Regions from separate parts of the Homo sapiens genome. Here region 1 is linked to region 2. A link is a loop called in an ENCODE intact Hi-C map of the cell type or tissue named here. Cell type or tissue: dorsolateral prefrontal cortex. All regions are shown on one strand. Each heading gives the region's core, and the rest is flanking DNA. Links, peaks and the distances in the headings are about the cores only.

Region 1 (15,489 bases), core at 2,523-10,522, 120 kb before region 2:
AAATTCTCATCTGTCATCTTGATATAGGAGTTAAAAAGAAGGTATTTAGGCTGATAGTGAGGGTAAAGAAGTCCTTGATAAAGTTTTCCTTTTAATGAAACTGGAAGCCATTAATTATCCTTAGCAAACTAACACAGGAACAGAAAACCAAACACTGCATGTCCTCACTCATGAGTGGGAGTTGAACATTGAGAACAGATGGACATAGAGAGGGGAACAACACACACCAGGGCCTGTTGGGGGTGGGGAGTGAGGGGAGGGAATTTAGAGGACAGGTCAATAGGTGCGGCAAACCACCATGGCACACGTATACCTATGTAACAAACCTGCACATTCTGCATATGTATCCCCCTTTTTTTTTAAAGAAGAAATGAAGAAAAAAATTATTATAAGAAAGTAAAAAAAGTTCTCCTTTTAATGAAAAGAAGCCCCCAGATAATTTTCTTTTCTTACAAAGAGCAACCTGTAAAATCAAGCTGCAGACATAGACAAGCAAGCTGGAAGCTTGCACAGGTGAATGACGGCAGCTGTGCCAATAGGAATAGGCTACCTGGGACTGGGCATGATCAAAAGGGCAGCTCCATCTTCCCTTCTCTTTGCCAGCCGTGTGTACAGTAAGGTGCAGACAAGATGGCATTGGCCAAGTGGAAAGTCCATTTGCATAATAAGATTAAGATGGGTCAACCAGCCTTCCCCGCACTATGTAAACATCAGACCTGGTCAAAACCAATCTGTGGGCCATAAATAAATCAGACACTGCCTCCTCGAGCCTGCCTGTAAAATCTGCTGTGGTCTGCTGCAGGCTGCCTTTTCCCTTTTGGATGCCCGTCTCTCGCGAGAGGGAGAGAGCTGCTCTCCTTTCTCTTCCTTTTGCCTATTACACCTTTGCTCCTAAACTCACTCCTCGAGTGTGTCAGTGTCCTTAATCTTCTTGGTGCAAGACGACCAACCCCAGACACAATGCCCCTTTAATCTCTGAATATCGCCTCTTCCCCATTCTCTCTGTTATCTCCTGGAACTCTGGTTAAACCTTCTGTGTCCTTCATTTCTCTTAATCTCTCTTCCAGGTTTTTCATTTTTTTGTTTCACTGGGCTAATTTCTGTGTAATTTTTTTCAGATCTATTTTTCAATTCTTGAATTCTCACTTTAGCTATGTCCAATCTACTATTTAAATTACTCACCAAATTTCTAATATCAGTTATGGTCTTTGTGTTTCTAGCAGTTGTAGTTTCAAAAATTTTGCCCATTCAAATATAATAATCTTTTGTTCCTTAGTATCTTTAATTCTTCTTTTTCATTGTTAAACATCTTAAATATATTTGTTTCATATTTCATATCTTATAATTTCTGTATCTTTCACCTTTGCATGTCTACTTTTTTAGTGATTAGATTTGTTTTTCAGTTTGTTTCTTCAGACGATAGCTCACAATGGCTCGTTTCCTTATGTGTTTTGTGATTTTGTTGCTGTGATTGTGGTTGTTGTAAGTTCATTAATTCTGTGGGAATTAATTGAAGCCTGGATTTAAAATGCATCTCTTCTAAGAGGATTTGATCTGTTTCTACCAAAGGCCTTAGGAAGCTATACTCCAAGAAAATTTTAATCTAAATTTTCAATGTGAGATTTTTATGGAAGTGCTAGTGCAAATCCTTATCCCAAAATCTTCATGACAGATACTTACGGTTGTTAGGGATTCTTAGAGGAGATTTTTTGTCTTTATTTTCTTCTCTACTAATAGTCAAGGCAAAAACAATTTATATCATTTTCCAATGAAAGATGAAGATTTTTCCCCTAGTTTACCTCTGAGGGTCTGTCCTTTTGGATGTTCTGGCTTTTTTTTTTGGGTGGAGGGCAGTGGGCTTCATTCCAACCTCACATAATGCTGGAGACCCAGGCTTTTCTCCTACCGTGCCCCACCCCACCACATCTTCAGTCCTTTAAACCTAAGTTTCAGGACATTGGAGATTAACAGTTGCCCCAGACAAGTGCTTCAGTGCTCTCTTGCCTCTTAGATTTGTGTATTCTCATTGATTTAGATTTCTGAGGATTTCTCTTACTTTTTTTTTTTTTTTTTACAGACTTAACCATGCCCTTACAAGGTGTTTTCTTGTATTTTCATCCTATACTTTTAGATGTTCCATACTAGACAACTTGTCGGCCATATTTCTGAATATGGGAGTCTTTCCTAATATTTTTTAGTGTACATCCTTAGAATTTGATTAGAATGATTCTTTGTAACAAAACAAAAATCCTTAGCATCATATTCTTCCATGACTGACTTAACATGGCCTTCAAATGCTTTTAAGCTGTCTCATTCAGCTGTTGAAAGCTTTCTATCACAGGCACTCTGCCTATCTAAGCCAAGAAAGGCAAAAATGTGTCATTTTCCCTGGTAACTCTGAATTACTGGTGTGGCTAACCGAGTCTAAGGTAACGTTCATCATCCCCGCTTCCTGGGATTCACACCCTTGTGTAATCTCCTTCCTTTGAGTGTGGGCAGGATATGTGACTTGCTTCTAACCAACAGAGTACAGCAAAGGTAATGGGATGCTCCTGATTACACAACATTGTAATGTCTGTCTTGCTAGAATACTGTTTTCCTTGCTGGCTTTGAAAAAATAAGCTGCCTTTTGTAAGCTGCGTATGGGGAGGGCCACTTGAGGAGCTGAAGGGAGCTTCCAGCCCACAACCAGCTAGAAACCGAGACCCTCAGTGTGGCAGCCTGTGAGGAAATGGATTCTGCCAACAACCACCTCAGCTGGGAAGTGAGTCCTTCCCCAGTTGGGCCTCAAATGAGACCTCAGCCCTATAAGATGTCTGGATTGCAGCTTTGTGAGAGATCTTAGAGCACAGACTGCTGACCCACAGAAATTGTGTGATATGGTTTGGCTGTGTCCCCATCCAAAATCTCTACTTGTAATCCCCATAATCCCCACATGTCAAGGGTGAGACCAGGTGGAGGTAATTGAATTATGAGGGTGGTTTCCCCATGCTGTTCTCATGATAGTGAGTGAGTTCTCATGAGATCTGATGGTTTTATAGGTGTCCAGTAGTTCCTCCTGTGTTCATTCTCCTTCCTGCCACTCTGTGAAGAAGGTACCTTGCTTCCCCTTTGCCTTCCGCCATGATTATAAGCTTCCTGAGGCCTCCCAAGCCATGTGGAACTGTGTCAATTAAACCTTTATAAATTATCCAGTCTCAGGCAGTTCTTTATAGCAGTATGTAAAGGGACTAACACACTGTGAGACAGTACATGTGTGTTGTTTTAAGCCACCAAGTCTATGGTGTCAATAGATAACTAATTGGATATTAATTAGTTGATACAATTGATGATGGCCATTTTGAAAAATGTTATGGGCCAGGCGAGGTAGCTCATGCCTGTAATCCCAGCACTTTGGGAGGCTAAGGTGGGCGGATCACTAGGTCAGGAGTTTGAGACCAGTCTGGCCAACATAGTGAAACCCCATCTCTACTAAAAATACACAAAAAATTAGGCAGGCATGGTGGTGTTCACCTGTAGGCTGAGGCAGGAGAATCGTGTGAACCCAGGAGGCAGAGACTGCAGTGAGCCAAAATTGTGCCACTGCACTCTGGGGTGCAGTGGGTGACAGAACGAGACTCTGTCTCAAAAAAAAAAAAATGTTATGAAGTTGAGTTTAGGCTCAGCAGTAGAGAGTTGATGATCAACTGGTCATGCATGCTGGGGTAAAGAATCAAGCAGGCGACACCAGTGCCCATTACTTGTCAACCCAGGCCTAACCTATCAGAGGTGTTTACAGGATTGTCTTAGTTTCCCTTTGAGCTGTCCAGATCCTCAGTAATCTGGGAGTCCAATACGTGGCTCACAGGCCATGATTCATTAGCCAGAATTTCTTAAACTTCTTTAGCTAATACAAAAGAACCAGTGGGGACTTCACTTGACTGCCACCATTTATAACTGATTACCACCAGATATCATGTTAACAGATTTGGATTAATTAGGAACGGTAATTTAAGAAGAATGTAATTAATTATGTACTTCTGAACCATTTGATTTTAATTCAGCTACATTGGGGCATCATAAAGAATGATAGACAAAAAATAAGGTAATTTGAAATAAAGACTCACCATGGGCTTAATTAATATTTGAACTACATTCAATACTCATACCAAGTGAAGAACCTCTTGACTCACCATTATCAGTAAAAAAAAAAGTCATGAAAATGGATTTCTAAGCATGATGCACATTAATTTTAAAAAGGTTGGTGCACCTGACCTAAAGATATGGGCACTCTCTCTAACATTTTTACAACTTTCCTTTCTTGCAACATGTGCAAAATGAAAGAGAAATTATACAAGTATCCCTTTGTTAAGAAGATAAATTTTTCAAGATCATGTCCTCTTGACTCAGAAGGCAGTGGTTCCCCAGTTACTTTAGTCAGTTAGAGTGAATTCTTGCTCATTAATAGTGATCAAGCTGAGAGATTTTTGCATGCTGACTTCTTCTGGTGACTTCTTATCAATGATTATAGCTAATAAAGATGGGGGAAAAAAGTGTTTTTCCTATTCACACACATTAGTCACCTGACACAACACCTCTGCCACCAGATGTGTGGGGTTTTTCTTCTTCCTCTTCTTCTTCTTTTCCTATGCACTAAGCAATTCTCCAGCAGATACCAGCTGACTATCTTATAAATCAATTCAATTTTGAAACTATCTACCTGGAGATCAAGTCAGATCCCACAGGTTAAGGGCTGAATCCCACATGACTGCTCCCATTTCAGATGCCAATATAAAGTCCCAGGTTGTGATTTATCCTTCTGACATACTACCCAGGGTTCCCTTCATCCCTTTCTCAGGTTGGATTAACTTGCCAGAGTGGCTCAAAGAACTCAGGGAAACACTTTACTTACATTTACGCATTTATTGTAAAGGATATTACAAAGGAGACAGATGAACAGCCAGATGGAAGAGACGCCTAGGTGAGGCATGTGGGAAGGGGCATGGCACTTCTGTGCTCTCAAGATGAGCCATCCTCTAGCCATCTCCATTTGTTCTGCTATCTGGAGGCTTTCTGGACCCAGTCCTTTAATTTTCTTTCTTTCTTTTTTTTTTTTTTTTTTGAGATGGAGTCTCACTCTCTCACCCAGCCTGGAGTGCAGTGGTGCGATCTCAGCTCATTGCAAGCTCTCCCTCTCAGGTTCACGCCATTCTCCTGCCTCAGCCTCCTGAGTAGCTGGGATTACAGGCACGTGCCACCATGCCTGGCTAATTTTTTTTTTTTTATTTTTAGTAGGGATAGGGTTTCACCGTGTTAGCCAGGATGGTCTCGATCTCCTGACCTCGTGATCTGCCCGCCTCGGCCTCCCAAAGTGCTGGGATTGCAGGCGTGAGCCACTGCGCCCAGCCAAGTTCTTTAATTTTCTTATGGAACTTTTTTATGTAGGTATGACTGATTACATCATTGGCCATTGGTAATCAACTCAACCATCAACCCTTCTTCCCTCCCCAGAGGTTGGAGGGTGCGGCCAAAAGTTCCAGCCTTCTAATCCTGCCTTGGTCTTTCCAGTGACCAGTCCCCAGTTAGCTAGGGGCCCCCAGCCAGCAGTGATTTCATTATCATGCAAAATACATTCTTATCACTCCAGAGATTCCAAGGGTTTTAGGAGCCATGTGCCAGGAAACCGGAGGAACACTAAATGTGTATTTCACAATATCATAATACCTTACCTGCAACTTGTATAAAACGCCTCTGCTACTTCCAGAAACTTTTTCAAAGTGAATGTTTCTCATTTTAGAACATTTTAAGATAAACAGAATTTCCTCTGCTTAGCATATAACAACTGTCTAAACACTATTATCAAGTGAATACATAAAAGAATTTAGTTTTATACTAGCAATGTAGTACTTGCAGTGTTTTGCGTACTGTGAGAAGATTAAAAACACACGTACACACACACACACATTTTTTTTTTCCTTTCCTGTTCACATTATTCCTGCAAGCGATTTACGTTCCTTCTTTTTACAAATGAGTAAACAAGGTCAAGTAACTTGTTGTAAGTCGCACAGCTAGAACATGGTGGAGCAGAGATAGGAATACTTGTTGATTTGACTGCAAAGCCTGAGATATTTCCATTCTGTCACATTGTCTCCAGAAATTAACCCAAAAACCTACTGTCATAAGTCAAATGCTTTCACTTATCTGTGTCCTTGCTGACCCATTAGCACAGCTAGTGGGCAATCTCCTAGCACTGCCCAGCTTTGATGTTGAATCACATCAGGACGGAAACATATCCTCTCTTCCATCTTGCACCTGCTCCTTTAGTAATGTTCCCACATTGGCTGACCTGGGAGGTCTGATTTGGAATGTCAATTTCAGGGAGCCCAGTGCTCAACAGCAGGCCTGCTCTGTGCTCTCTGCTCCCTACTTTTGCATAACGGCACCAAATTGCCTAAAATATCCACAATGGAGATTTGTCCTAAGAAGTGAGGACTGGTCAGCTGTATGACTATCTGGCTAGGTTGGTGTTTAAACTGTGATAATCATGGAAAGACACTTTGTCCCAAGTCTACAGCACTAAGAGGATGAAGCATATTCACTTGCTTATTGATTGGTTTTTATTATTTAATGACTGCCTATTGAGTACTTAATGCAAAGAACTTTGTTAGATGCTCAGGAGCATAGAGATGTGCAAAAGCTGAGTGAGTGAGAATGGTGGCCTGGGGGAGAGGAGAAACTGTTATGGAAGTCAGTTGTCTTAAGTGAAGAACCAGTGGAGCTGTGTGAAGATTAGGCAAGAAAGCTCTCAGAGGCCTTTTGTGACTGAGCCATACTTATGCAGGCAGGCCCTGCCACTCGGGAAAAGGGTAAGAGAAGACGCTGAACAGCCAAGAGACAAGACAGTGAAGGGAAAGGAGCTGTATCCTGGTTTGCCACCATCTTGACATGCAACATTGGATACGTCCCCTCACCCATCTGATTTTCAGTTTTTCATTCCCAGTGATAATCTCCAGCCCTCTTCCCTTCTGTCTGGCAGAGAGCACATATCTGGGGCCCACTTCTAGACCTGCTGGCGACTGGCCCAGCCTTTGTGCCTACTTCCCCAGGCAGGCCTGTGCTGAACACATGGGCATGGCTGAATATTTACTGTCATGCAAAGCAGCTGATGGTGAGTAATATACCACGGCTCGCTCATTCCCTTCCAAGTCATGTTCAGTGAAAAAGCATGTGTGCAGAAAAGTTCAGAGTAGTTTCATGGCATACCCAGGAGTGCTTGGGAATGGCTGAAAGAGCTAGGGACTGCTTACCATGTCTGGCTGCCAGCTGCCAGCTGCGAGCTGCCAAGCCTAGGGTTTCACATCTGAGCTGGGTTTCCTAAGCTCGGCCGTAAGCCCGTGGGCAGAAGACTGTCTTCGTGCCTAAGAGGAGCTGTATACAAACAATGAATCAGTGTCACGACGGTTGGCTGGAGAAAATGTGGCCTGTGTCCAAGATGAGTGCCAACAAGCTGGCACAAGTGGGCCTGACCCATCAGCAAGAAAAGCTTTGAAAATCTGAGGATTCAGGGATTAGGGAAGAGAATCTTGAATTCTGTCCCAGTTGCAACTTCCATTCATTTGACAAATAATTTTTGAGCCCCTGCTACATGTCAGACCTCTTACAGGCACATGGGGTACATCAGTAAAGAAAACAGACCAAGATTCTTGCCCTTTTGAAGTTTACAGTCTATAGGAAGGATAAATGATAAGAAATAAACATAATGAATCAAGGCATTTTACCGTATATCAGAAGACAAGTGCTTTGGAAACCAAGAAAGAACTAGGTAAGAGGGCACCAGAGTGGGGAGAAGGCAGTAGGTTGCAGTACTAGCCTTTAATTACTTTTATTTACTTTATTTAATTTTCTCCTGCAACCAGTGGATACCCTCAAATAGAACCATTTTAGAAGTTTGAGCATTTAGGTAAGAGAAGGAATTTGGGATGGGATTGGGTATAATGGACAGTTATGCAGGGAAATGAGAAATATCAATGGACCAGACCACAGAAGAGGGTTATCTCCAGAAATCTTGCAAAAACCCTTTTCTCAGGCTTGGTCCACCACTGCCTCCAAAGTGTGGCCCTTATCCACTGTACCATACTCACCTCCCAGAACCTGGGACAGATGAAGTGTGTCTGTCTGTCTGTGTCGGGGGAGGAGGGCAGGTAAGCACAATTACCATGTCAATCAGGGCTGTTTTGGAGACATACTTTCAAATTTCACTTTCCTAGATTTTCTGAGTTAGAGTAACCATCTGCAAAGAGTTGTCTATCTTGTGGACTGCAAGGACCCAAACATGGGGCCATCTATTTGATTCTCTTCACATAAGAGAGATGAAGGTTTTTTCAATGGACAATTGCTGAGGCTGGAATTAAGTACTGAATGTTTGTTTGCCACCAACATTCTTACATTGAAGTCTTAACCCCCAATGTGATAGTGTTTGGAGGTGAGGCCTTTGAGAGGTGATTAGGTTTAAATGAGGTTGTGATGGTGAGGCCCCACGATGGGATTGGTGTTCTTGTAAGAAGAGGAAGAGAGTGGAGCTCACTCTCTCCTCCACGTGAGGACACAGCAAGAAGGTGGTCCCTGCAAGCCAGAAGAAGGCCTTCACCAGAAGCCAAAACTGTTGGTCTTGATCTTGAACTTCCCAGCCTCCAGAATCACAAGAAACAAATGTCTGTTGTTTAAGCCACTCAGTCTGTGGTATTTTGTTATAGTAGCCCAAGCTGACTACAACAGCTAGTATTGCAAACATTTGTTTGAAGAGGTAGACATAAACTCCAAATTCCAAAAGGGGCCCTAAATTCTAAGAGAAAATATACACTCCAAATTTTAGACGTGTTCTCTCGGGACTTCCCACAGAATCTTACTGAAGGTTAGAAGACAAAGATTTTAAATAAATGGTTATGGGTTTTACGAGAGTAGGATGGTGAGGGGAGGTGTTGGGCAGGTTTTTACTGAACAGGAGGCCAGTGTTCTGAGGGCCCCAGCCCAGCCTGTCCCCACATGCTGAGTGCCCTGAGGTGATTCTGCCTCCTGCATTGCTGAATGCAGGTGGATGCAGGTGGCATGCTACCACTGCCTTGTGGATTGTGAGCAAGATCAGGCTCTCCCGGAAGAAAAGTGATGGAGATAATTAGGGATGGAGAAATAGGAGGGTACAAGTCCCACAATAGCGGGTACAGTTAAGAATCAGATAAATAAAAGTTGTCACTGATGGTATCTGAGGAAAACATTGGTGATCAGAAGTGTGAAGTGTGAAAAGAGGGAGGTCAAGAACAGATATTTTTCAAACAGAAAGAGTAAAGCAGCACTCTAAGGTAGGAAAGTCTCCTTGTATTGACCAGCGACAGGCGCAAGAGGATGTTCTGGCCTGGAGCAGTGGGGCTCATGTGTGGACACCTGACCAGCACTAGTAAAAGAGTCTGCTTTGAGAGGGTGAAAAAGCAGATCAGGAAACCCAGGGGCCTTTTCTGCCATGGCTGTGCTCCCTTTGAAAGGGAAGTTTGGCAGGAAACAGTTGGAGGGCAAGAGTCTCAGAAATCCATGTCCCAGGTGCTCAGGAGAAGCTGAGATGGTTTCTAGGCTTCTAACCTGAACCAGACCCAGTGTCACCCTTGGAGGGTGTCCACATCCTCCTGAAAAGAAGCCAGACCCCCTCCTTAACCTAACTACAGCCATGAGACAAGGGATTTAAATGCTAGGAAGGGTAGCATAGTCAACCAGGCCTTGGAGCTTGTCTGATCAAGAGGTTTCTTCTGAACACCTACTCTGCTCTGATGTTTGCTTCACATGTGCTTATGCTGAGCTTGCTAATAGGGGACTTTGTTTTTGATTAATAAAACGAAGACGAATTCCTGGTCATGAGTGGCCAGGGCCTCAAATAGCTTGTCCTGTTCTCTATCTCAGGGACTCTTAAATGGCAAGTCACCGTTCTGAGAGGGATAAAGCGGTGAACAAAGTTTTGGCCGCAGACTGTGGCAGCAGGAGTGGAACCTGCTGAAAAGAACCCTAGATAGAGTGGTAGGCAATTCATATTATAGGTGGTGGTATGTTTTTGCTTGTGGCACAGAGCAGAGAATATGGACGGTGGAGTCAGTCCAACCTGGCCGCAAATCTTGAACACTGTCATTTCCTTGTGTTTTCCATACCTGTATTATTGTTTTCTTGTTGAAAAACTTCAAATAACACTGAACAGTATAAAGTTAAAATGAAGATTCCTTGAGTTATTCCTGCACTCTTGTTCCCAAGGGGGAAAACAGTGTTAAAATTATTGGGTGTTTATCTATCTTTTTCTATGGCATTGCCTAACCATGACTCCAGCCATCAATATGGATTATATAAATGCATATAGTCTTGAGCTTTTTATACACAAGTGGAATTATACAATACATACTGCCTGAAACTCTCTTTTGCTTACTATAGTGATAATTAATTCCACATCCATATATATGGATATGTCCCATTTTAAAAGCTGTGTTGGATTCCATCCTGAGTATTGCTCATAATGTATTTGACAAGCTCTCTACTAATGGTCGTTTTAATACTTCCACTTTTTCTTTTTGCTATTAAAAACCATGCTGCAAAAAATCTCATGTATCTATATATGTGTATACTTGTTGAGTATTTCTGCAAGATATGTTCCGAGAAATGGAATTGCAGTGCTGACGAGTATGCACGCTTAAAATGATGACTATATTGCCAGATTTCTCAAGGAAAGTTGGACCAATTTGTATTCCCACCAATAAAGAATGAGTGGCTTTTCCCTGCACCTTCCGCTGTGTTTTTATTGCCATTATTTACAGTATGTGGCGGATACTCAGCCCCGCACTTAGTGTGCTTGTTGGACATGAGCACTGAGTGTGTTCTCTTTACTGTTGTTACAGAAACTTCCTGTAACACCAGCTCACTGTAGCACAGCTTTGGATCCACAGCCCAGAACTTTCTGCCTCAGTGGTAACCATTATGTGCAGTCAAAGCCCAAGGCCACCCTTGTTCACATGACAGCTGTCATTGCACAATTCTACACCATAAATTTATGCCAGGGAAAATGTGGGCAATATATTTTTCCTCCTTATCTACTTTAAAGCCTGCTAGCTATCGGGGAATTTTTTTTTTTTATTTTTGGTTTGGCTCCAGGTGTGGCCAACATTGCCAGGATCTTCTATAAGATTTAGCATTCCTATTTGCTTTTTTTCTTGGCCAGGATTGAAGGCAAATAACCAGAGGCAAGAGTTTCTAACAGATCTTTCTCTCATCAGTCAGGGATGGGGTAAGGATTGAAGAAAAGGCTCAATGTCTCCACTCCCCCACTTCTGCACCCCCCAACTCCATCCACAGTGATTAAGAGGAGTGGAAAGGGACCCCTCCCATCTCCAGTAGACAAAGTGGAGCCCAATCTCCCCACATCTTTGTAACTAGAGCAGCATTTCTTGCCTTGATCTGTTACGTATTGGGTTTATATTTAAGATTTAATTTGTCTGCAAATGTTCCAATGCTTTACACTTTTTTTTTTTTTTTTTCAAATGATTGGTGGAAAACAGAAAAGAAGCCTGTCTCCAGCTTTGCTCCCTGATTGATTCAGCTCTAGGGCTATTACCATAGTAATAGCCATCAACCTGCCCTCCAGCCTTCCAGCCCTGCTCTCAGATACTCTCCTAGGGGGCCCAGTTGGCCTGGTTTGGGGTGTCTAGGGGCCCTCCTTCCCTGCTCAGCACTCCACTCCTTTGTCCAGTCTTACCCTTTGCTCCCAGCATGTCATTGGATGGCATAGTTAAATCCCCTATTGGCAGTTGATGGTAGCACTAATTCTTCCGCCTTCTGGTCCTAATGTTTGTCTCCCTCAGTTTTGTGGGTCTGCTGCCTCTACCCCTACCTCACCCCTCTAACCTGATTGATGCTTGAAGACTCCCATCCCACTTTGTTCATATATGACAAGGTTGTCATTTTTACTAAGAGAGGGAGGGAACCACAGACGTAGAGAAATGAATGAATTTCCAAAGTACACATTTCAGATCCTGACTTTAATCCAGCCAAAGATTTGGCTGGCATTGATTAAATTATATTTATAGCCAGTCTCTAGATTCTTTTCCCCACCTAAATCTTGACTTGAATATAAGAAGCACAGATTCAGGGAGAGCCTAATAGTATACACATGTCAAGAAATCTGGGGTGCTATGGTGTGTCACCATTAGTTGCATTAGGAATCCCGAGTCCTTAAATTCAATATGAAGTGGTTTTTGTTTGTTTGCTTTTAACATTGGAGACTGCTTTGTGGAAAAGACTATTTAATTTGTTAAATGTGCAAAGCCAAAAACTGTTATTTTTTTCCCTTAGGCCGTTGAGTTCAGCTTATGGTGATGGAAAGAGAGATGTCAATAATTCCACATTTTCTGGCTTGCATTGTTTGATGAAAGGTGACCCCATTCCCTGAGTTAAAGAATGCTGAAAGAAGACCAGGCTTGAGGAGGAAGGATCATGCATTTGCTTTTGGACCTGTAGAGTTTGAGGTAATTGTAAGATATCCCAGTGGGCATGTCAGGTAAGCAATTGGATTCACATTCTGGAGCTCAGAGAAGGGATCTGGATTGGTGGTATAGTAAGTATAATGAAATAGGTACAGTTAGGTGCTATGGAAAGAAATCTTAGATGTCACACATGCTCAGTGTACAAAAATGAGATTTTCATCTTTTGTAGTAACATTACCCTATAATGATATAGTGCTTTCCAGTTTGTGTAGCCCTTTCAGATCTATTATGTAATTTGAGCACCATGACACCTCACTGAGAATTACTATTTACATTTTACAGTGGAGAAACTGAGGCTCAGGCCCTCAAGTTTTAGAGAACTTGGTGGAGTACACTTGACTCTCCACCTCACCAACTCATTCTCTCCTCTAGTTTCTCTGCCATACCCAAATGGGTATAAAAATAGAAACCCTATATTAATAAATATGTTACAATACTGTTTAACAAAATCCTATCCAAAGAATACCAGGGTTACAAAAGAGTGTGTTTGCCTTTATATGTGGAAGTGATAAGTTCTCTGAATATTGGGATGGCTACTCTGTTCTATGAAGACCTTCCCCCCAGGGATAGCATTATACCACATAGAGACAGTGCAGGGCAGGCACTGCTCAGGTTCATTTCTCCCCAGTTTTTCCAATAGTTTGCATTGATTTTTCTACTGTCTGAGTTTTAAAACCTCTGAAATTTTTGGTCTCATCCTGTGTTGTATTTTCTAGTCCAAACCAAATCCAGGAAATGTCATATGATCATATAAAATCTTTTCATGAGTATAAAGATGTGGGATGGGGGTGTGTGTCTTTATTTTGTCAGAAAGTCTTTGCCAATCCTTAAGAAACTGGTAAGTCTCAAGTGATACAGACTCCAAAAAGGTTTTTTTTTTTTTAAGAGAAGTTTCTATTTATAATGTCTCATGAAGAAGAAAAAAAAGATTTAGAAACCAATAGGAAGCAAGCCTCTTCTTGTCTAGAAGTAAGGAATCATGACCATAGCTGATGTGCCACATCCTCTCATGGATGATTTCCCCTATAACGTCCTTATTTTAAAACTCAGGATGTTGCTGCTCAGAGGGGTAAACTGACTTTCCTGTGGCCACAGAAGTACTTAATTAGAACAGGGTTTCATGGCTCATGACTTGGCCCATCTTGCCACAAGACCCCCTCGATGGAAGCAGAATTTCATGTGGCAACCTAGAGGATTGTTTTGCCATTGTACCCTTGCCTTCAGAAGGCCACATTTACATTGTCCTTATGTACTAGAATTTATATGGTTTTGTTACTGGTTCTATTAAGACAGCTAGAGGAGATTACGTGACATTCCCCCAGCAACTCGTGTTTACATTTAACTGTCCTTGTATCCAGGAAAGGCCTTAGAGCCAGTGAATTGGCAAAATTCCTTTCCTCTTTTCCAGGTAAGAAAAGCAGTCTTTTGGAATTTAACCTAAGAACTGGTAGAGTATCTGTTAATGTAAAATACCTGCATTAATTAGGGTTCTCTAGGGAAGCAGAACTGAAAGATAGATAGATAGATGCATACATACATACATACATACATACATACATACATACATACATAGAGGGGGTTTATTAGGGGAATTGGTTCTTGTGATTATAGAGGCTAAAAAGTCCCACAGTAGACCATCTATAAGCTGTAAGGAAAGGAGGAAAAGTCAGGAGTGTGGCTCAGTCCATGTCTGAAGGCCTTAGAACCAGGGAAGTCAATGGTGTCACTCTCAGTCCAAGGCTGAGGGCCTGAGAACCTGGGGGGTGGGTGCTGGTGCAAGTCCCAGAGTCCAGAGGCCAGATAACCTGGGATTCTAACATCCAAGAGCAGGAGAAGAAAGATGTCTCAGCTCCAAGAGAGGAGAGAATTATTCTCTCTGCCTTTTTGTTCTATCCAGGCCCCCAGCAGATTGGGTGGAGCCCATCCACATTGTGGGTGGCTCTTTCTTGCTTAGTCCATCAATTCTAATGCCAATCTCCTTCAGAAATGCCCTCACAAACACATCTAGAAATAGTGCTTTACCAGCTGTCTGGATATCCTTTAATCCGGTGAAATTATACCTAAAATTAACCATCACAGTATCTAAGTTGTATTTCCCCATGGAATTGTTATCTTCATAACCATTCATAATCTAGTCAGTTTTTTCAAAGTTGACTAGAAAACAAGCTGAACATTTTTCCAATACATCTATATCTACATCGACATCTGGGTCTGTATCCATATTTATCTCTACATCTGTCTACAGTTATATGCAATGTTCTCTAGAAGGGAATATACCAACATGCTAACAGCTACTGTTGCTTGCAGGTAGAATTATGGGTAATTTTTATTGTTTTATATATTTTATAAATTTTCCACAACACAATTGAATTAGCTATATAATAAAAAAGATTTTTCAAAAAAATTTTTTTTCAGGCTATCTGTCTGGGATATCACATAAATTTCAGGTCCACCTAAGTGATTGTGGGAGTGAAGGCAGTCACGTGCTCAATAATCTTGTTTAACCGAGAAGTGATATAAAAACAAGTGCAGAATAATGCAGCACTGACCTGCTGATCTATGTTCTGTAGCAATAAGAGGAAGTTGCTGGAGAGGCTTCTGGAAGGGGAGCAATTTTCAGCTGTGAGTTGACATGTATGCTTGACATCATGGTAAAAGAAGAAGAAAGAGGCTGTGAGGATGACCAAGTTCAGGGTCAGCTGTGAGAGCAACCACAGTGTGGACACAGCACAGCAAGCTGATTGGATTTGTAGCATAGCAGCTGAGTTGAAACTATGGCACTGAACATCTGCATATACATTTACTCCTTGGAGGGGCATCCACGTAAATATTTGGTCATAAATATAAGAATTACGTATTAGTATCTATGATTCCTTTAGTTGCAGATGGTTGACTAAAGCAGTCATTATGTTGGAGTCCTAATGGGGTAGGTATTGCTTGCCTGAAA
Region 2 (15,489 bases), core at 2,552-10,551:
ATGAACTCTGTGAGCTGGATAGTATCTAGATATTCCAGTTGGGACTCAGTGAATTATAAGTGAAATGGTCATTTACAGAAGAGAGAAATTAGTCAGAGAAGGTAAAATGAGCCGCATTTTAAAAGAGAAAGATTTAGAAAGTAACTGTGAAAAGTGACATTTTAAGTTCAGAGTGTTTAGGGAGGGTTAATAGCCCAAGCAAATAATTCAAAGACAGAATGAGCTTGGTACACATAGGGAGAGAGTGCACAGACAGCCCTGCTGGGACAGAACTTATGATGGTCCAGATTCAGATAAGTGGAGTGAGGCCTGTCTCCAGGGGTATCCAAAGTTAGGCAGGTGAGGCAAAGGATGTTATTAAGCAAGGACAGAAAGATCTCCTAGTATAAAAATTCTGTGGGCTGAGGACAGGGCCAAGAGAATGACAGGAGAGAAAAATCTTGGGGACAGTAGGTTGGAAGTTACCGCAGCAACTCAAGCAAGAAAGGCCCAATCTAGGGTGGGAATAGAAAAGAAAGGACAAATCTGAGGCATTTCAGGATAATAGGCCACAGTAACAGACAGAGGATAATGAGGATGTAAGAGTCTAAAGTGTGCAGGATATAAATGGGACTGTAGAAAACAGGAGCCATTTTGGAAGGAAGAACCAATTATCTTTGGGACATGTTACACTTGAAGCAACGGAGCAGTTTGAAATCCAACAAAAGATAAATTTTTAAAGAAAGTATCTATTAATTATAAAGTTGGAGTTGAACTCTTGAGAAGAGCAATTTAAGACTTAGTTTCTATATTATAAAGTAGCCCTTCAATGTCTGAGATTTTCCAAGGTAGACCTGCGTGAAGTGGTCTCAGGAGTTCGGAATAAGAGGACAGTCACAGGATAACATTCTGTACTGTGGGATGATCATGTGGAATGTCATAAGACCAGAAGACAAAGTGCTACCATGGAGAGAAGTAGCTTATTCATTTGTTATTCAGCCATATCACATCAGAATCAGAAGTATGGATACCACAGTTAAAAAGAAATCAAGTTTCTAAGGTCTCCAGGGCTTTGACTATTATTTCAGTAAAAGACATAGTTTAACTAAAATCCCAAAATATTGTTGGGAAACTTGAGCTAGAAGTTAGAGTTGATTCAATAACATAATGAGAAAAATTGCTCTTCTAATCTGAACTGTGTTCTGGAAAACCCTTTTGATTTACTGGACATCTTGTAGGTTTTAATCATGCAAAGGTAATCCTGGAGCTTCAGAAATTTGAGTGGCTGCATATTAAAGGCAGTGTTGGGTTTGGCATGTGGATTATCTGGAGTATGAGGGAGTGATGAGCCCAGGGGTGGGGCCGGTCTGAAGCATCTCTGCACAGCATGGTGAGTGTAAAATCTTGGTGGGTGAGAGGCCAGCAAGGATGTGTAATGTTCAACTTAAAATTGCTTGAAATATTATGTTTAAAATATCTCCTCTTTGGAATAGACAAAAAATTTCTGAAGACAGGACTTAGAATATATAAACCATAAAAGAAAAAATTCAATAAATTTGACCTCATCAAAGTTAAAAACCTTTGCTCATCAAACAACAGCATTAATGAGATGAATAGACAAGCCACAGAGCAGGAGAAAATGTTGGCAGAATATATACCTGAGAGAGGGCTTTTATCCAGAATGTATAAAGAGCTCTTATAATTCCTTAGTAAGAAGACAGCTCAGTAAAACAGGCAAGAGACTTAACAAACACTTCACCAAAATAAGATATATGAATGGCAAATAAGCACATGAAATGATTTTCAACATGAAATCATAGGGGAAAAGCAAATTAAAACCACAGTGAGATACCATTACGTGTCTGCTAGAACATCTAGCACTAAAAAGACTGCTAATTGTAAGTGTTGGTGTGGATGTAGAGAAAGTAGCATTCTCATGTTGTGCTGGTGGGATTCTAAAATGGTACAATGATTTTGAAAAGTAGTATGGCAGTTTTATGAAATTAATCATACCTAACACACGGCCCAGCGATTCCCAATCCGGGGTATTTTTTCCAAAGAAAACAACACATGCATCCACACAGACTTTTAAATAAATGTACATAGCAGATTTAGCCATACTAGACAGACAACTCAGTAACACCAGATGTCCACCAACAGGTGAATGGATAAACATTTTGCAGTACAGTCATACAATAGGATACTACTCAGAGGGGAAAAATACTTAAGTACTGATACTTAACAACAACATAGATGAATCTCAAAAACATTGTGTAGAGCAAAATAAGCCAGACACAAAAAAATACATATGGTATGATTTGATTTATATAAAATTCTAAGACAGACAAAACTAATGTATAAAGACAGAAAGCGGATCACTGGCCGTCTGGGACTAGGGGTGGGGTGGGGAAGAAATTGACCAAGGGGCCAAGAGAACTTTGTAGTATGATGGAAGTGTTCTATATCTTAATTATGGTGGTGGCTACAAAATAACTACCTGAGTAAAACCTCAGCGAACTGTACTCTCAGAAGGGATGCATTTTACTATGTTTAAATAATATCTCTATAAACTTGATTTTTAAAATCTTCTTTTCTTACCCCAAATATTCAGTAAAGTACCTTCCACATATAAAGCCTTGTAAGTGTTTTTGGAAATTCAAATATTTACATCAGGATTAATGTGGTGTCGAATAAAATAACACATTTGAATTAGTGAGAGCAACCCTAAATTGAATGATTTAAGCAAGGTCAGCCTCTTTGAGCCCACAGTAAAACTGAGAAGATAAACTCACACTCTGCCATGTCCTTTCACCACCACTTTCCCAGAAAGTTACAGAAAGCTCAGGGCGGGGGAGATTTGGACCTCTACGAGACATAGAATAAGGATGCAAGGCAAACTTACCTCCATCTCAAGGGGCAGGGAGATCCCAGCTGCCATGTGGGTTATATTAAGAATAACCTTTACTGGGCCATTCTGATATGGCTTGCTGGGTTTGGATATGTGTTTGAAAACTTTGTGTGGAAGCTTGAAGAATTTGGACAAACTCTCAGTAATTTTTATTATGTACTCACCAATGAGATCCAGTGATGATGTTTAGTCCAGTCATGTTTGTTTTTTTTTTAGTCCAGTCAATTTTTTTCCTGCCCTTTGTAAAGGCTTCCAAAACCAATCTTTTCTCCCCTTCTCCCTTCCTTGCCCTTTCTCTCTCTCTCTCTCTCTCTCTCTTCTTTCTTTCTTTCTTTTTTTGAGACGGAGTCTCTCTCTGTCGCCCAGGCTGGAGTGCAGTGGCGTGGTTCAGGAGATTCTTCTGCCTCAGCCTCCTCAGTAGCTGGGACTACAGGCACACACCACCACGCCCAGCTAATTTTTGTATTTTTAGTAGAGACAGGGTTTTATCATATTGGCCAGGTTGGTCTCGAACTCCTGACCTTATGATCTGCCTGCCTCGGCTTCCCAACCTCTCCCTTTCTTTTTCATTATTTCCCTCTCCTTTTCCCTTTTCCTTTCCCTCTTCCTATTTTCCCCTTTCTCTGCCTTCTCCTCTGTGCCTCTTTTCTTCTTACTTTCTGCTTCTCCATACCTTTTCTACCTTTATTTACTTAAATATTGTTTTATGCAATACATTTGTCGTTCTAGTAAAAAGACCATTAATTGTGTAAAATAAAAACAAACAATGATTCTACAATATTAAGCATTATTTTTGTTTATCCCCAAAAAGTGAAAGCTGGACTTCAAACAATTTGTTTAAAGGGCAGCACTCATGAGAGTGGCTTGGATCCAGACTTCGCTGAGTTATTACCAGAAAAAAGAAACACAAAAACTGACCAAAGGCCTAGCTAATTTATGAATGAGAGCCTTGAATCAATTCACACAAAGAACGTAGCCGTCCTCACACTGTTCGCCTGTCGCTACTTGTAAGTTTGTAGCATTTCATAGTAAATAACAACAGATAATGTTACTCCAGACACAAGTGCCCAGCGGACTCGCCTACCAGGGTGGCAGAGGACGATAAGTGTTATTGTTGTGTTTCTTTTGTTGGGATTTTTTAAAGTCTGAACTTGGTAAAACTAAAAACACATAATCAATTTTGAGACAGACGTAAAATCTTCTCGGCATTTCTCTCTCAAGAGAGGACAAAAATAAGCAGCCTCCAGTGCAAGAAATGACTGTGGTTCCATGGAAAGCTTTGACTCTGTTTGCCTTCCCCATCCATTCGAGCGCTCCAAGAGCAGCGTACAATTATGGAGAAAAACCCTTTGCAAACTTGTTCTGAAAGGGTTATTTTGGGGAAAGTGTAATTGAAAAAAATCATGGCCAGTTGGTTTAGAATTTGCTCATGTAAAATGCATGTGTGTTTGCCTTCCACAATGCACAAAGGGTTTCTGTTATAAGCCGCCCTTGTACCAGTGAGGAGGGTTGGCCTACTGGCAAATTTATCAAGGGATTTCTCAGATTAAGTACTGTTTGTCTGTGAAATCTTTTGCAGATAGTGAAATTATTTTAGTTCACTCTAGTATCCTCCAGATTTGTATATTAAAAAATTGAACCTATGAGTTGTTACAATGCTAGGATCTAATTAGACACACTATGCAGATATGGCTTTTGCAAGAAGCTATGACATCCAGCTAATGTCAACAAGCTTAATTTAAGAATAAAGAAAGATGTCCCAAATAATCTAATGGTTTCTGGCAGGAAACAGGTGAAGAAAAATAAAGAAGAAAGGATGGAAGAGAGGAAGGGAGGGAGGGAGGGAGGAAGGGAGGGAGGAAGTGAATGAGGGAGGGAGGAAGGAAGAAAGGGAGGGAGGGAGGAAGTGAATGAGGGAGGGAGGAAAGAAGGAAGGAAGGAAGTGAATGAGGGAGGGAGGAAGGAAGGAAAGAAGGGAATGAGGGAAGGAGGGAGGGAGGAAAGGAAGGAAGGAAGGAAGGAAGGTTCCTCTCACATTGAAATTAGAAATTTTGCTGGAAAATGAAATCCATTCTTCGGCCACCAGAAGCATCCATTTTCAGCACATGGATCACTGCTTCCGAATAGGGTGCCAGCTGTGTGCCATACATGCTGTTGGCAGGGAAAGATTCTGCTTTGAAACCTCAGGTTGGTGTCATATCACCAGAAGATCAACCAACCTGGAAGGCCAAGGATGTCATTTATCTTAAAAAGACGAGATGGGAAAGGTGAGCTCCCTAGCCCACAATGCTCAATCATGTGAAGGAAATCAAGTCCCTCCTGTAGGTCCCACCAGCATCCACCATGGCGAAACTCTGGGATAACAGTGATGTAGAACATGTGGCCAGAATGTGCTTTCCATTTCAGTGCAAGCTCCTAGAGGGTAGGGCACACACCTCTGTCCCCGCAGGGGAAAATAATAATAACTGGAGTTCGAAGGGGGAAACTGGGAATGCGTCAAGGTCAGATAGGAAGCTAGAGGCTGAGCAGGATTTAATCCGAGTCGTCTGACTACAGGTTCTTAACCCCCATTCTACACTGCCTGCCCTGTATGGGGAGAGGGGCAGCATTAGGAATGTTTGTTATTGACAGCTTCCAATTTCTAGGATTCTTTTCCATGATCCATTAGTCAACCTCCCTTACTTTATCGCCACCCCCAAATAGTAGTACAGACAAAGGCAAAGATGTCCCTGTAGGTTATACAGAGAAAAAATAAGAAAATACTTGTCTCCCCAGTACCAGCAGCTTTTCACTGCAGCAAAAGCTTGAAGCTCTGAAAAGTAACGAGAAAATGGGATGGGGAGGGAGAGGGGCAGGAATGAGATAATCAGCATGCAAGTTACAGGATGCATTTTTCTGTTTACCCAGGAATGTCTGGTTTGGGCTTATCTTGATCACTCTTTGTGCTTCTTTTAATGTAGACAAAGGAAGCTGTGAAGCAGAGAGCTGAAGAGAACTCCAAAGGTATTGGACATAGCCAAAAGTCTAAGGGATTTCAGCTGAAATCCAATAGGAGCAAGAGGGAGAGGGTCATTATTTATGCTCTTCCTAAGCTGGGGAGGGGAAGCGGGTTGCCAGGGAGAGAATCTGCTCTGTGTATCTGATTCCATATAGCTAGCATTCCAGCTCCAGCCCACAAAGATTGGTGAATACAATGATATATTGGAAGATAAATCATTGCAGAGTCAACGGAAAGAAAAATCTTACCTCAGTGTACAGTTCTAACCCCAGGGGAGCACATCTACTGTCCATTAGGTATTCACAAAGGTAAACAGATTGTTATAATGGCTGCAGAGCACAAAGGCTACAGGCCATCAAACAAAAGGACTAAATGCATTGACATCAGAAACCTCTGGGAAGGGAGTCGTTAGCTGTGAACAGGCAGCAGCTGGTGAGACAATGTCCCCGTAGTCCCCAGAGCAGGAACTCAGATGTACCACCAGCAGTTGTGAGTTGCTTAGTCTTTTGTCAGTCTCCACCTACCACCGTTTCTAGACCCCAACCCCCATCCCCTGCCCCAATTCCATCTCTCAAATCAACCTTTGGACTTTAATAAAGAGACGTGTGCAATTTTAACAGGTTATTAAAATCTCCAGTCCCACCTGTGCAGACTTGCCTTTTTACTAATCGTTTTTATAATCTAAGACTACCTCACTCATCTGGTAAGTGTCAGCGATGATTTGTTACACAGGTGTGTGGTTAGAGTTTCTGCAGAGAAACGTCCTAGGTCAAACCAGTGTAGCCAGAACCCTTCCAAGAGACCAACTCTGGGCAAAAACTGCTTTTCAAAATGTGGAATCAAAAATTTTCTTTCATAGTAATAGAGCAAAATCAAAGAACAGTTTGGAAAGAATTGTTTTTGTAATTGATTTAACTATATATTCAAATATTATTCAGTAGTCGTGAATATTTTTCATAGGCCTACTTTGTCAGGATGACAATTTTTTTTTTCTGCAAGGTTTGTGTGAGAAACCCTAATAGGAAAAGTGGGATTAACTGATGGTTTTGACTTACTCTCTTTATGTACTTCCTGCATGGAACTGGGAACAGAGTATGGGTGGCCTGCAAACCGCAATATAGGCTAAACCTGTGTTTAACAGATCAATTTGATGAGTATCAACATTTTTTTAAAGTGGGACAGAATGGAATAGAGAATATCAGAATTGATTGCATATGGTAAGAGTAAGTATGTTTTTCACGAAGAGCTTGCTTCAGTTTTGTGTGTTTATTGGTTCTTAAATTTGGTATTTATGTGGATCTCATAAAAAATTTGAAAGCTACTGTCTTGACAGACAGCAGAGAAAATGGCAGTTTCTGTTAGATGGAGAGAGGTTGGATTATTCAGGATGTTGAATATCAAGATAAGGAGCTTGACTTCATGTAGAATTCATTGTACCTTCTTAGGCAGAGAAATGATATGATAAAAGTGAAGTTTTTAAATGAGTTTTGCAGCGGCATGGGTGATAGCTTGGGGGAGGGGGCTGGATATAGAAATGAGAATATCATTGAAGGTTCTCAGAACAGAAACTAATTCTTGCTGTCTTGAGCATAAAAGGAATTTTTCAAATGGATTATCACATCACTCACAGACATGCTGGAAGATTAGAAAACCAGGTTTAGGAAATGAGCAGGAGTGAAGGGGGCTGTATAGCCAGAGCCATGGTTGAAATCACTTCCATGGAATTGGTCTGGTGAGGACACCCATAGCACAGTGGCTGACCACTGGGCACTGAGGCTGACCTGGTGTGCTAGGACCTCCTGTGTGACACTAAAGGCATCCACTGCTGTTGCTGCCAATGCTGCTGCCACCTAAGATTTCTCAACTGTTTCTGCCCTGTGCGTCACTAGCCCCAGACTTCATATCGAGGATGGATGCTTCTGATTAGGCAACTGAGCTCCAGCTGCAAGAAGCTGGGAGACGGATGAGCTGCCCTTCTGGGCTTCTGCAGCAGGAAGCGGGCTCTATCTCCTATCAAGATTCACACAGTGGAGAGCTGTCTCAACACAGGAAGAGGAGCTGGTTAATCATGGACTAGCTAGACTATTATTGCAGTATTCCAGCTGAGGTGGTGAGGGCTTGGACTAGGATGGTGACAAAGAAAAAGAAACTGGAAAGAACTAACCTGAGAGAATAATGAAGGAAGAGGCAGACTTGGTGATGGATTGCATATACATGATTAGCGATGGGGAATGGAAAGAGCTAACTCCAGGCTTCTGTCCTGAAGTTGATGAAGAGAGACTGTTTCTGCCCACAGATGTAAGAACTGAGAGAAGAGGAAACTGTAGAAAGATTGTGAAGCTGTATTAATGGGGACAAAGGGCTTAATTGTTTTTGGAATTAGCGGCCATGGTGAAGATAACTCCTTCAGCTGGTCCCAATCTTTGGGATCATCTGCAAAAACTAATTGTGTATCATTGTCTTGAGTGGCTCTTCTATATAGTGTCACTGGTGCTCTCACATTTTTGTGGGTTCAGGATTTCCTAAATCAGTGTTCCTATGTAGCCTTGTAGTCTGCATTCTAAACCCTTTCAATAGTTATTTTAACATGCATTTGGAAGACTCGGACTCAAAAGAATCTAGAATGCTTCATTTCTTTTAAAACTGTAACTTTAGCACCCACAAGAATCTCAATTCCCACTGAGATTCAGCATGTTGAAAGACACAAGCGTGTATTTATAATGCAAACACGCAAGCCCAGATACACACTAGATAGTACATCTATGTGGTTATTCACTGCCCATGCTTTCCCCTTCCCAGAAGAGGAGGTATTCTCTATCTGTCATGGCTCAGATACCCTTCATCCTCCCCATTTGAAATTAGGACTGGAACCTCATAGCCATGTATCTACTGAGTTGATGTGCAACCTTGCTCATTTGCATCCTATGTCTCACCACAGCTTCTAATACTCAGTTAAGAAAGTGCAGCAGGCTAAGTTGTTAAGAGAAGATGAAAAGACCAGACAAGAGAAGGGTTCAAGTCAGTTGGTAGCAGCTTGCATCTAGAAGAATGGATCCTAGATCATTGCTTTCCTGGTATCCCTTCTTCATGCATCTTCCCCACCTCCTCTCATATGCAGAATTCATCCTATGTGGTTCACATTTCCTTGCTTTTAAGATGAAAGCAAGATATCAAAGTATCCCTAATTCTAAAGTTTTTATTTTCCATTGGACATTGTGATCTCTATACTTCCAAAGTTCCATTCTTTTCCTTGTATTTCAGACAAAGAAAGTGAGAAATTATAAATGAAGGATTGAATTTAATGGGAGTTAGGTGAAAATCAAGAGATTTTGGGTGAGAGTAATTTTTTCACTTCTGGAATAATATTTTAAAAGACCACAAAAACCACAAATGTTTCAGTGAGTTCAGAATGAGTTCCAATCAATTCTTTTATTTTTGCAGCTTTAAAAATTATACCAAACATGTCACTCCAGATCCAGTTTTACCTTTCTCCTAAACACAGGTAGTGTTTTTCTTTTCGCAAACAGGGATTGGAGATTGGACATTACATTCATACCCCACACCTTCTTAAATCAAAGGAAAGACACAAACAAGAAGGCTGGAAAAAACCCAGCTGTATTTTATTTGATTCAGTAGTCAAGACGTAGTGATACATACTGGAACACACTCAGAATCTTTGCACACAGGGTCCCTTCTAACTAGAATTTTTTCCTGCTCCCCCAGGCCATCCTTCATCTCATTAATTCCTACTCATCCCTCTAAGATCTCAGCTCAGATGCCATTTCCTCAGGGAAGCCATCCCTGACCTCCAGGTCGGGTCAAATCCCGTGGTGTCTTCTTTTCATAACATTCAAGTTTGCACATATAGATCTCCTTTTCCACTACATACAAGGGCAGCAGTATTTCTTTTTGAATTGTTTATATGTTCTAGTATCTTACACAGTGCTTGACATATAACAATTGCTTAATAACTATTTCCTTAATGAATGGCTCGTGAGTCAGAGTTTCTGAGTTCAAATTCTAACCTTGTTCCTAATGGTGCTGTGTGACCTTGGAAGAATTGTCTTCTTGTCGATCTTGATTTCTTCATCTATAAATTGAAGATTTGGGGCTAGATAATACCTTAGAGGCTTCCACTCTGAATTTCATGGTCTTGAAATGTTATGTGCAAATAATTTTTTGGTAAATTAAATAATATTAAAATTTGCCTTTAAGAAAAATTCAGTAGTAAATTCTTTTTTTTTTTTTTTTTTTTTTTTTGAGACGGAGTCTCACTGTGTCACCAGGCTGGAGTGCAATGGCGTGATCTTGGCTCACTGCAACCTCTGCCTCCCAGGTTCAAGCGATTCTCCTGCCTCAGCCTCCTGAGTAGCTGGGACTACAGGTGCATGCCACCACGCCCAGCTAATTTTTGTATTTTTAGTAGAGACGGAGTTTCACTATGTTGGCCAGGATGGTCTTGATCTCTTGACCTTGTGATCCAACTACCTCAGCCTCACAAAGTGCTGGGATTACAGGCATGAGCTACCATGCCCGGTGTAGTCAATTCTCAATGATAGATGAGGGAATATACTTCCTCACCAGTTGAAACATTTTATTAGGAGAGGTAAACTGATTATTTTGAGCTGATGGGGAATGCTTATTTTGAGATGTTTGACAGTCTCCTGTATTACTTAGGTTATCAGTTCTTAGGAAATTCAAACTGGGACAAATTATTGTGAATTGAAGTGAGAATAGGGGACCATCTATTAAGGAGAAATGAAAGGGCTATTACAGGGCCAACTGATAGGGAAAATAAGAAAAGAAAATATTTATATATACACACATACACGTGGATTCTGCTTTGCCTGGGTGGCTAGTGAATCCTTTTGAAAAGTGAATAGTTGTATGCAAAAGTATTTTGTACGTTCAGGTATTCATCTAATGAAATTTGGAAAGCCATGTCTAACCAAGCACATTTTGATCTCTGTGCCCACTTCTTTGTATCAAATTCTGCATTCTACAACCTTAAAGCCAGCTTCTAGAAAGATGCTCTAGTTGAAGGTGGAGACTGAACCACATGAGGCCCTAAGCAGGAATGCATTCCTGCTTCAGATAATGACAGGAGAAAATATCCTGTGCCTATATTTGAAACTCGGACAGAAGGCTTTGTCTTAGTCCATTTGTGTCGCTATAACAGAATACCACAGTCTTTGTAATTTATAAAGAAAAGAAACTTATTTCTTGTATTTCTGGAGGCTGGAAGTCCACAGTTGAGGGATCCACATCTGGCGGGGTCTTTGTGCAGCATCGTCCCATGGTGGAAGGCAGAAGAGCAAGAGAGTGCAGGATTGCAAGAGCAAGAGGGGGCGACAAACCCACTCCCATGATCATGACATTAATCCATTCACAAGGGCAGAGCCCTCATAAACTAATTACTTCTTATTAGGCTCTACTTCCCAACACTGTTGCATTGGGGATTAAGTTTTTAACACATGAACTTTGGGGGACATATTCAAACCACAGTAGTTTTTGACACTTTGCCAATGTCTTTCATAAAATGTTTGTCTAAAAGTGCAACTGCAGCCCAACCATCTCTGAAATGTATCTCATTTCACTTTAGGACATTCATCATTCTCTGTTCCTTTCTCTGCTCTGCTTTAATCTCATAGGGGTTTTCATTAAAAACTGATGTGAGGAGCAGAAGCCATGTCAGTGTTATGAATGGACTTCTGATAACATCTCCTATTGGGCTGGAAGGGAGATGCTTGCTGAACTGACATGCTGGGTGAAAAGCAAACTTGAGCTGCGAACCAGATGGGGAGCAGTAGGTGGTGATTGGATGCTGAGAGCTGGCATTGTATCAGCACTCCTTGGGTTCAGTAGCTCAGGCCCAGAGTCCAGTGCCCAGTTAGAGGGATGAGCAAGAATAGGGGCCGCTGCCCTCAAGAATCAATGCCATTCATGGAGGGAAAAAGAATAGGACCAGGCCAGAGTGCCCTGCTCCAGGCCTCCTCCTGTGTGTTGCCCTCAGGGGTGTAGCGCAGTTTCCTCTTAGCTCACAGTGACCCTTGAAGCCAAGGCAGAGATTTCAGTTCAAGATGCTCAAAGGTTGTCACTTCCTGCTCCCTCGTCATTCACATTTCTCCTCTCTCAGCAGGATTCAAGCAAAGAGGTAGACATAGGTTACTATAGCAAAATAATAATAACTAATAGTGGTTGAGTGGTTCTGGATCAGGCAACGTGCTAAGTGCCCTATATATATTCATTACCTCATAAATGCACATAGCAACCTTATGGCGTAGAACTCTTTTCCAAGTGAGAAAATCAAAGCACAGAATGGTTAAATAACTTACTCAAGGCCTCAGGCTGGTCAATGGTGGAGCCAGGGTTTGAAATTGAGATATATGACTTTGTAGTGTGAACAGATGCTTTCAAACATCTAGTCAAGGCACTTAACACATCAAGTAGGTATAAATGGATACATGGGCATGTGGCCTCGATCAGGCCTTACAGTTGACATAGTAAAGATTAGACACTAGTCCATGTCTTTGCATAGTTTATATTACCATATCTTATCACAAAGATCCCCCTTGTAATTTTAGACATTCTGAAATACTAAAAAAAGTAAGAAAATCATTTGCTCAAGATCAAAGATCAATTAGACTTATGAATGAAATCAGGCCTGATAAAATTTCTGCCATAGGAAAACTTTTTTTGCTTCTAGGACTGATGTTTGGGGGCTTATCAAACAGGAATGGGAACATCCAGAGATTTGGGGCATGATTTTAAAAGATTGTGGTCTAGGAGTAAAAAAAAAAAAAAAAAATCTGAGTCTTAGACTAGTGCTGCCTCCATTCAGCCACCCTGGGACTTTGAGCAAAGCTTTTAGAACTGGGTCTTGGGATTCTCATCTGAAAATTGAGGGGTAATTGGATCAATGATTCTCCCTTAAAATCACCTGGAGAGCTGCTAAAAATAGTAATGCCCTGTCCCAATCCAGATGATTCTGATTGAATTTGTCTAGAGTGGGGCCTAGACACATAATTTTTTGAAGCTCCCCAGGTGATGCTAACATCAGCCTGGTTGAGGAAACTGCATCTGATGGTCTCTTATTTTTCTGGTAAACCTAAAATTCTCTGAATTTGCAATATGGAGTCACTGAGCTAGGAGACAGGCAATTTCCCAAGGAATTTTAGGGTGATTTTCATCTCAAAAGACAGAAGTGCAGAAGGTTGAGTGAATATATATATATATATATATATATATATATATATATATGAACAATTTAAACACTTATCTGGTACCATTTGTGGATTGGAAGATGTGTGCCTTAGGTAGTCTTTTCCTTCTCTCTAAACTGACATAAACAAGTTAGCTAAAATCCCTAAGATGTTCTAATCTGATTTCAGCCTCTTGTGGCAAACTATGAAGTACATTGTTAAGAACAGAGCTAAGGTTTGAAAGCACTTAACAGTGAAAGCTGTGAAACAGCCTGAACAAGAGAGTGGGAAAAAAGTATTTGCTTTATAAATATACGGCCTCAAAGTCTTTCTTGCTGAGTTGCTGAGTCTTTTTTTTTTTTTCTTTTGAGACGGAGTTTCACTTTTGTTGCCCAGGCTGGAGTGCAATGGCGCAATCTCGGCTCACTGCAACCTCCGCCTCCCAGGTTCAAGTGATTCTCCTGCCTCAGCCTCCTGAGTAGCTGGGATTACAGGTATGTGCCACAGGTGAGTCATTCTTTAAATTAAGCCTGGTTCAGAATTCTCTTAGAAAAGAGGGTGAGCAAAGGAATAGAAATCATTCTATTATAAAGATACAGGCACACATATGTTCATTAGAGCACTATTCACAATAGCAGAAACATGAAATCAACCCAAATACCCACCAATGATAGACTGAATAAAGAAAACGTGGTACATATATACTATGGAATACTATGCAGTCATAGGAAGGAATGAGATTATGTCCTTTGCAGGGACATGAATGGAGCTGGAAGCCATTATCCTCAGCAAACACAGGAACAGAAAACCAAACACCACATGTTCTCACTTATGAGTGGGAGCCGAACAATGAGAACACGTGGACACAGAGAGAGGAACAATGCACATTGGGGCCTGTCAGCGGGGCAGGGGGAAGGAGAGCATGCGAGGCTTAATACCTAGGTGATGGGTTGATAGGTGCAGCAAATCACCATGGCACATGTTTACCTATGCAACAAACCTGTACACCCTGCACATGTATCCTGGAACTTAGGATAAGATAAATTTAAAACAAAAGAAAAGGGGGTGAGGAGGACAGACAGGAAATAATGTTAATATATGATGTCAGTGGTGTAAATATTTAACAACTGCTTTCAAAACGAAAGGCTCTGATGTATAGTATTTGTCAATTTCTGTGGTGTAAATGCTCCCACCATGGCTAATTTCAAGCTAGCAACCTGATGTCACTGAATGCAGAGTTGAACGAGAGACATACAAATGGCTCTCATGAACCATTATAAACTGCTCCAACACACCCTACTTAGGTTCATAAAGCAGCATAGTGTGAATGATTCAATCAGATTGACTTCCTCTGTGATTCAGACATCTGAGCAGCCTGAAAGTTCAGGATTGAGAAAGCAGTAACAAGGTGAGGGCGGGGGGAGGACAGGATGAAAGCAGCAAAGAAAAATGGGAGATACTACTTAATGCCACTAATTCAATAGACATTCTACAAGTAGCTACTACTTGCAAGCTTCTCGGATGTGTGTGTGGTTGGGGGTAGAATAGCAATTTATTACAGGTGGACATGGAATATAACCCTTTCCTTCAGTTGGTTTACAATCTGGTTTTGCCCAGAGCTGACTACTGGACCTTGAACAGTGTTCACGGTGATGGAACCAGCTGAGGAAACACTAATGGATCCTTTATAACAACAGGGAGACCTAGCGGACAGAGTTGCTGTGACAGTGATTGTCACAATGTTAATGTTTAAAACAAGCATCAATCAATGTGATAATCTTAAGAGAAGGAAAACCAAAACTGCCCAACATCATCCAATCACTCACTCAGAAGTATTCTGCTACCATGTTTTGCAATTGATCATTCTGATCAGACTTCTGAGTCAACTCTCCTTGTTTTGAAATAGAAAGGAAGAGAAAAGAAAGAAAGGGGAACAAGAAAGAGAAAGAAAGAAAAAGAAAAAGAAAGAAAGAACGAGAAAGAAAGAAAGGCAGGCTTCAGGTCAACTGTTTCACATCAATAGAAAACTTAGGTGGTAAAATGCTGTTGCACTGCAATATCTGCTGCTTGAAACAGGCAAAGGGGTCTTACTTCCAAGCAATGCGAGTTCAGTTATCTGGTATATTCATTCATTCACGAATGAATATATATTTATTCATCAAATATTTACTGATGGTCTTCTAAGCACCAGGCCCTGCAGTAGGCATTAGAGATACAATGGAGAACAAGATAGATGCAGCCACTCCCCTTATTATGCTTAAAGTCAACTGGAGGAAGTCAAGCAATAGGAGCTGGTAAACCAATGGTTACCAACTGTGAGGCTACCAAGAAGAGAACAAGCAAGGAGCTATGATAAAGGAAAGCATCAGGAATCTGGTCTGAGGGTACTCAGATAAACCTCG

Evidence for each region. Peaks named below come from ENCODE experiments on the same cell type or tissue, not always from the same donor. Only the 100,000 strongest peaks of a DNase experiment are listed, where the experiment ranks them.
Region 1: it touches region 2 in a loop (3-fold over the local background); 1 of 110 quality-filtered maps calls a loop at or near these places.

Annotation. Positions count from the first base shown.
Region 1 is chr14:55,931,289-55,946,777 of GRCh38, forward strand. It overlaps LOC102723670 (a long non-coding RNA gene), which reads left to right and starts at 12,158. Exons shown (of 4, transcript XR_007064181.1): 1 at 12,158-12,524. In dorsolateral prefrontal cortex, for the core only: no CTCF peak of the experiment used is centred there; a DNase peak (open chromatin) is centred at 7,383.
Region 2 is chr14:56,051,379-56,066,867 of GRCh38, forward strand. No RefSeq gene overlaps it. Among named protein-coding and RNA genes, the nearest start is that of PELI2, 59 kb to the right of the region's middle. In dorsolateral prefrontal cortex, for the core only: no CTCF peak of the experiment used is centred there; no DNase peak of the experiment used is centred there; H3K4me3 peaks cover 1,133 bases; H3K27ac peaks cover 1,854 bases.